Regions from separate parts of the Homo sapiens genome. Here region 2 is linked to region 1. Evidence: chromatin loops called from intact Hi-C (ENCODE). Cell type or tissue: Calu3. All regions are shown on one strand. Each heading gives the region's core, and the rest is flanking DNA. Links, peaks and the distances in the headings are about the cores only.

Region 1 (2,913 bases), core at 101-2,600:
CCCAGGCAGGAGTGCAATGGTGTGACCTTGGCTCACTGGAACCTCCGCCTCCCGGGTTCAAGCGACTCTCCTGCCTCAGCCTCCCAAGTAGCTGGGATTACAAGCATGCACCACTACACCTGGCTAATTTTGTATTTTTAGTAGAGACAGGGCTTCTCTATGTTGGTCAGGCTGGTCTTGAACTCCCAACCTCGGGTGATCCGCCCTCCTCGGCCTCCCAAAGTGCTGGCGTGAGCCACTGTGCCTGGCCAAAACTGAGCATCTTTTGGTATGCTTAAGAGCCATTTGCTTTTTCCTCTTTTTGATCTTTTTTTGACCATTTTCCCACTGATTTGTTGGTCTTTTCTTTTCTTTTGAGACAGGATCTCGCTCTGATGCCCAGGCTGGAGTGCAGTGGCATGATCATGGCTCACTGCAGCCTCAACTTCTTGGGCTCAAGTGATTCTCCCACCTCAGCCTCCCCAGTACCTGGGACTATAGGCATGCATCACCATGCCTGGCCAATTTTTGTATTTTTTGTAGAGATGGGGTTTTGCCATTTTGCCAGGCTATTCTCGAACTCCTGGGCTCAAGCAATCCACCCACCTAGGCCTCCCAAAGTGCTCGGATTACAGGTGTGAGCTACCGCGCCTGACCTAAAACATTTGTTAATTTGCCCTTCTTCTCTCACCCTCTAAGATGTTAGCTCCTTGAGGGCAGGGACCACACACATCTTGTTCACCATTGTATTCCCAGCAGCTTCCACAGTGCCTTGCACACAGGAGGTGTTCATGGTGGACATCTGTAGTTGTTTACACCTTCTTTTTTTTTTTTTTTTGAGGTGGAGTTTTGCTCTTGTTACCCAGGCTGGAGTGCAATGGCGCAATCTCAGCTCACTGCAACCTCCGCCTCCTGGGCTCAAGTGATTCTCCTGACTCAGCCTCCTGAGTAGCTGGGATTACAGGTGCGCACCACCATGCCCAGCTAATTTTGTATTTTTAGTAGGAACAGGGTTTCACCATGTTGGCCAGGCTGGTCTTGAACTCCTGGCTTCAAGTGATCCACCCACCTTGGCCTCCCAAAGTGCTGGGATTACAGGCGTGAGCCACCGCGCCTGGCTGCTTCTAGAAAATTTTTATGCCTATGCGAGTATATTTATATGTATATGCCAACATATTGTTTCACTTTTCATTTACAAAAATGATTCTACTATGCATTCTGTTCTGTCCCTTCACTTTTTCATTTAGTAATATCCTCAATCAATGACTCAGAGGAAAATGGATGAGGGATATGTACACACAAGTACACAGAAAAGGAAATACAAATAGCTCATAAACATGTGAAAGGATGTTCAACTTCCTTTATAATAAGAAAAATGCAAATTAAAAGTACACAGAGATCATTTCTCGCCTATCAGATTGGCAAAAATCCAAAAGTCTGATAACACACTGTGTTGGCAAGCCTGCAGGCAAAAAAAAGCACTTTTGTACCTTGATGGTGGAGGTGGAAATTGGCACAGTCCTATGGAGGACAATTTGACCATATCTGTTGAAATGACAAATATATATACCCTTTGACGCAGCAGCCACAGATTCTGAAAATGTATCCATCAGATATTCTTGCTCAAGTGCAAAATGACATATATCTGGGATCATGTTTAGAGCAGAGGTTTATTGTCTATCTCCCTCATTAGAAGGGAGGACCTATGAGGGCAGGAACCTTGTTGGTCTTGCTCCCCCATGACTGCCCCAGCTCCTAGCACTGTCTTTGAACATAGTAGATGTCACAAAGACACCCCTCACTCAATATCTACATGCTCCTCTACCTTTCCCAGCCTTCCTTGCAGTAAGGTTGAAAGTACATGGCTCATTTATGCCCAATGGGATATGCAAAAGTGATGGAAGCTACTTTCAGGTCTGGCCGTTGAAAAATTCCATGTTACCTTCTAGCTCTCTCTTTGCCTACAGTGTTCATCTCTAAGACTTCCTTTTCCAGATAAAGAAGGTGAGGTAGGAGATCAGTAGGACTTATTTTCCAAGCACAAATCACAGCCCTGCTGATCAAAACAGGATGCAGTAAAGAAACTCGCTGAAACAAGCAGATGGTGACAAAAGTGACCTCTAGTTGCCCTCACTGCTCATAGCATAAAGACACTCCCACCAGCACCAGGACAGTCTGCAAATGCCATGGCAATGACCTGGAAGTTACCTTATATAGTTCTGGGAACCCTCTGCCACTTTTCTAGAAAATTCTGAATAACCCGCCCCTTCATTAGCATATAATTAAGAGTGGGTATAAATATCGGTAGCCCTGGTCTGCAAGGACTACTGCTCTGGGCTGTGGTCTTTGCTGCTGTTCTGGGCTGCTCTGCCTATGGAGTAGCCCTGCTCTGTCTACGGAGCAGCCCCTCTGCTGCACACTGCTGCTCTAATAAACTTGCTTTCTTTCACTGTTGGCTCACTCTTGAATTCTTTCCTGAGTGAAGCCAAGAACCCTCCCAGGCTGAGCCCTGATTTTGGGATTCACCTGCATCAGCCTGTTCCAGATGGAGAAAAGTACTCAATTTGTATCATAATGCAAAAGCAAGAAATGAACCTTTGCTGTATTAAGTCACTGCAACGCTGGCTTTGTCCCTGCAGTATAGCCTATTTTATTCTGACTAAAGTACTGTAGTAGGTGCTCAATAAATACTTGTTGAATAAATGTAAGCTGTAATGATCATTCTTGTGCCCTGGATGAGCTACCATGTTGCTGGGTACATATTTAATACTTTGGTAGATAGCACAAACTGTCCTCCAGAAAGTTTGCATCATTTTTTTTGTTTGTTTTACGTTGTTTGAGACAGGGTTTCACCCTGTCACCCAGGCTGGAGTGCAGTGGCACAATCACAGCTCACTTTAGCCTTGACCTCCTAGACTCAAGTGATCCTCCCAC
Region 2 (2,913 bases), core at 308-2,807, 70 kb before region 1:
AAGCCACAACTACAACTATATAGGAACCAAAATCCATATACCTATTGCTAGAAACAGATCCGGGGCCACTATTATTACATGAATAACTTAGGCCTTATAAACAACTATTGCAGAGATAATATCCTTTAAAGACATTACACAATTGGCTATACACTCTTCCTCCAAAGCTCATGAAATGACAACATCTAAGTTAGGTTAAGAGGAAAACAAAGCTTTCCCTAGGACCTGCAAAAATCAGGATGAACAAAGAACTTTAGGAACATTAAATCTAGTCAGATTTTCATGCAACAGCAGTACATAAACTCGGGGAAAAAAATCACTATTAGAATGTGTCTTTCCTACTGTGCTAAAAATCAATCTTCGCAAGATTACTCAAAGCAAACCATATAAAATTTCACTAAGATACATTCATCTTGTGCTCTTGTTTAAGAAGACAAGATAGCTAGAAGGCCAGAATTGTAAAACTCTTTTAAAGTAACTGGTTTTACCCAATCCCCTAGGTATATTAAGGCAATATGATGCCAAAGCCAAGTTTTAAGGATCACCTTCAGAGTGAAGACCACATTGTACTTGCAGCCAATTTTTGTCCTTGCATTTCAAGTTATGCCAAGTGTTGATGGGTCAGGTAGTAATGTCATGGTCCCTGTCCTCAATGAGTTCCCACTGTGGCCACAAATAGTGTTGAGTAGAAAGTACTGATCAGAGGGGAAGTCTATTCTACAGGAAGAAGGGAAAAACATCAAGGTTGGCTAGTAAAAACGAGAGTAGCAAATTTAGGAGTAATTGCAGAGCAGTCACATCTGGTGCAAAGGAAAGAGGAAGCTTCCAGGCACCACTGACCTGCTACCTCTCCTTGCCGACTTTGGTTGGCCTCAATGGGTGGTAATAAATCATACAGCTATGTCCAAGCTGCTTCCCCTAGTCTGTTCCGGCACTGTTGCTTCAAAGGAAACCTCAGCAATGAGGGCCAGGGTGGAGAAGGGACGGCCATTCTGAGGCTAGAGCAACCTCAGAAGCCTGCTGCTTGTGTCACTCTGCAGGTTCTTGCCATCACACAAAAGGTCAGAAAGGAGAGAGGAAGCTCACGCCATACTACGATGACCTGCGACCGGGTCTGGTTTGCCCAGGCTCTTAGAAAGGAACATGGGACACATGTACAACTGTTAAACATCTTGCCACTGTTCACCAAGCCTGGAGAGGCTTCCCAGAAGAGATGACAGAAGAGCTGTCCCGTACATCTCAAAGGAGCCGACACTCGTAGGTCTAGCTTGGTCATCAGCACAGCACAATTATGCAGACATTGGGCTCTCCATAAGGATTTACTGAATGAGTGTGCCAAACCGGTCAGAAAGAACCAAGGTGAAAGCAGTGGATTTGGATTGAGAAAATAGACATAGCATGATGATGACGATGGCAAACAAAATAAGAACCGCATAAGAAAGTACCAGTGACCAAGTCAACTTTGAGAACTTTCTCTGTTCTCTCCCTTGACCTCCTTAACAGAAGGCTCATGGGGCATTTTCTAGCAGTGAGTAATTTCCTGCTGATATCCAGGGAATGCTGGGTGTTGAGAGAAACATTTCTCGGAAGAATGTGCCTCTTCACCTCTACTTCTCCTGCAGGTCGCACTGTTTTCTGATGTGGTACATTCCTGAGACGGAATGTAGTACATTCTATCTGACACAGAATCTAGGCTCCCCACAGCCTCCTTGCAAACTAGGGACTGAGCAGGTGGATGGCTAGGATATCAAGAAGGTTTTCACATGGAGCCCTGAAACAAGCCAGATAGAGACCTAGTATAATCCACAGCATTCCCAGTGGCAGGAGGACCCAATCAAGACACAACAGAACTCTCTGTGCAAACACTATTCAGGCAGGGGTGGCAAGCACTGTCTTCCCAGCTCCCTGTGCCTCGAAGAGCTCACCATGATGATTAGCTCCCTAGAGGCTGGACTCTTGAGTACTTGGCAGGCTGATGGGCACCTCTGCTGAACCCTGGACGGTAGCAGCTTATTTCCTGGATATTTTGCCTTTCTACCTGAGTCCAAAGTATAGGTGGTACTTGCTCCTCCAATCCCTGAGTGACATGGTTTGTAGTTTTGCCCCCTCCAAATCTCACGTTGAAATGTGATCCCCAATGTTAAAAATGGACCTAGTAGGAGGTGTCTGGGTCACGGGGCCAGATCCTTCATGAACGGCTTGATGCCGTCCTCATGGTAATGAGTTATCACTCTATGAGTTCATGTAAGAGCTGGTTGTTTAAAAAAGCCTGGCACCACCCCCTTCTCTCTCATAATTTTTCTGTTAAGTTTAAATGTATGTTTTTAAAATTTTTAATAAGGCTGGGCACAGTGGCTCACGCCTGTAATCCCAGCACTTTGGGAGGCTGAGGCGGGCAGATCACGAGGTCAGGAGTTCAAGACCAGCCTGACCAACATGGAGAAACCCTGTCTCTACTAAAAATACAAAAAATTAGCTGGGCGTGGTGGCGCATGCCTGTAATCCCAGCTACTTGGGAGACTGAGGCAGGAGAATCACTTGAACCTGGGAGGCGGAGGTTGCAGTGAGCCGAGATCACGCCATTGCACTCCAGCCTGGGCAACAAGAGCGAAACTCTGTCTCGAAAAAAAAATTTTTTTTTAATAAATGAAGTTTAAAAAAGTGAGAGGAAGTGAAAGAAACAGACGACAGGCAAAGAAGATCAAACATACACATAACAGGCTGAGTTCCTGAAGAAGGAAACCCAAGCAATGTACCAGACGAAAAACGGAAAACTCTAATTCAAGATTTTCCTGAAATTAAAAAAAAAAGATTTAAAACTACATATTGAAAGAGCACATGGATTTTTGAGGGAGAACAACCCAAAACAGCCAACACCAAGACATGGTTGCATAAATGATGAGACTTTGAATT

Evidence for each region. Hi-C counts contacts between places; a loop is a spot of excess contacts. Peaks named below come from ENCODE experiments on the same cell type or tissue, not always from the same donor. Only the 100,000 strongest peaks of a DNase experiment are listed, where the experiment ranks them.
Region 2: it touches region 1 in a loop (2.6-fold over the local background); 2 of 110 quality-filtered maps call a loop at or near these places.

What each region holds. Positions count from the first base shown.
Region 1 is chr20:50,469,869-50,472,781 of GRCh38, reverse strand. No RefSeq gene overlaps it. Among named protein-coding and RNA genes, the nearest start is that of PTPN1, 39 kb to the left of the region's middle. In Calu3, for the core only: no CTCF peak of the experiment used is centred there; DNase peaks (open chromatin) are centred at 1,451 and 2,141.
Region 2 is chr20:50,539,782-50,542,694 of GRCh38, reverse strand. The region is part of intron 1 of PTPN1 (protein tyrosine phosphatase non-receptor type 1); the gene reads right to left. Among named protein-coding and RNA genes, the nearest start is that of PTPN1, 31 kb to the right of the region's middle. RefSeq lists enhancers at 644-693, 613-1,113, 1,114-1,614, 961-2,160. In Calu3, for the core only: no CTCF peak of the experiment used is centred there; DNase peaks (open chromatin) are centred at 1,054 and 1,614.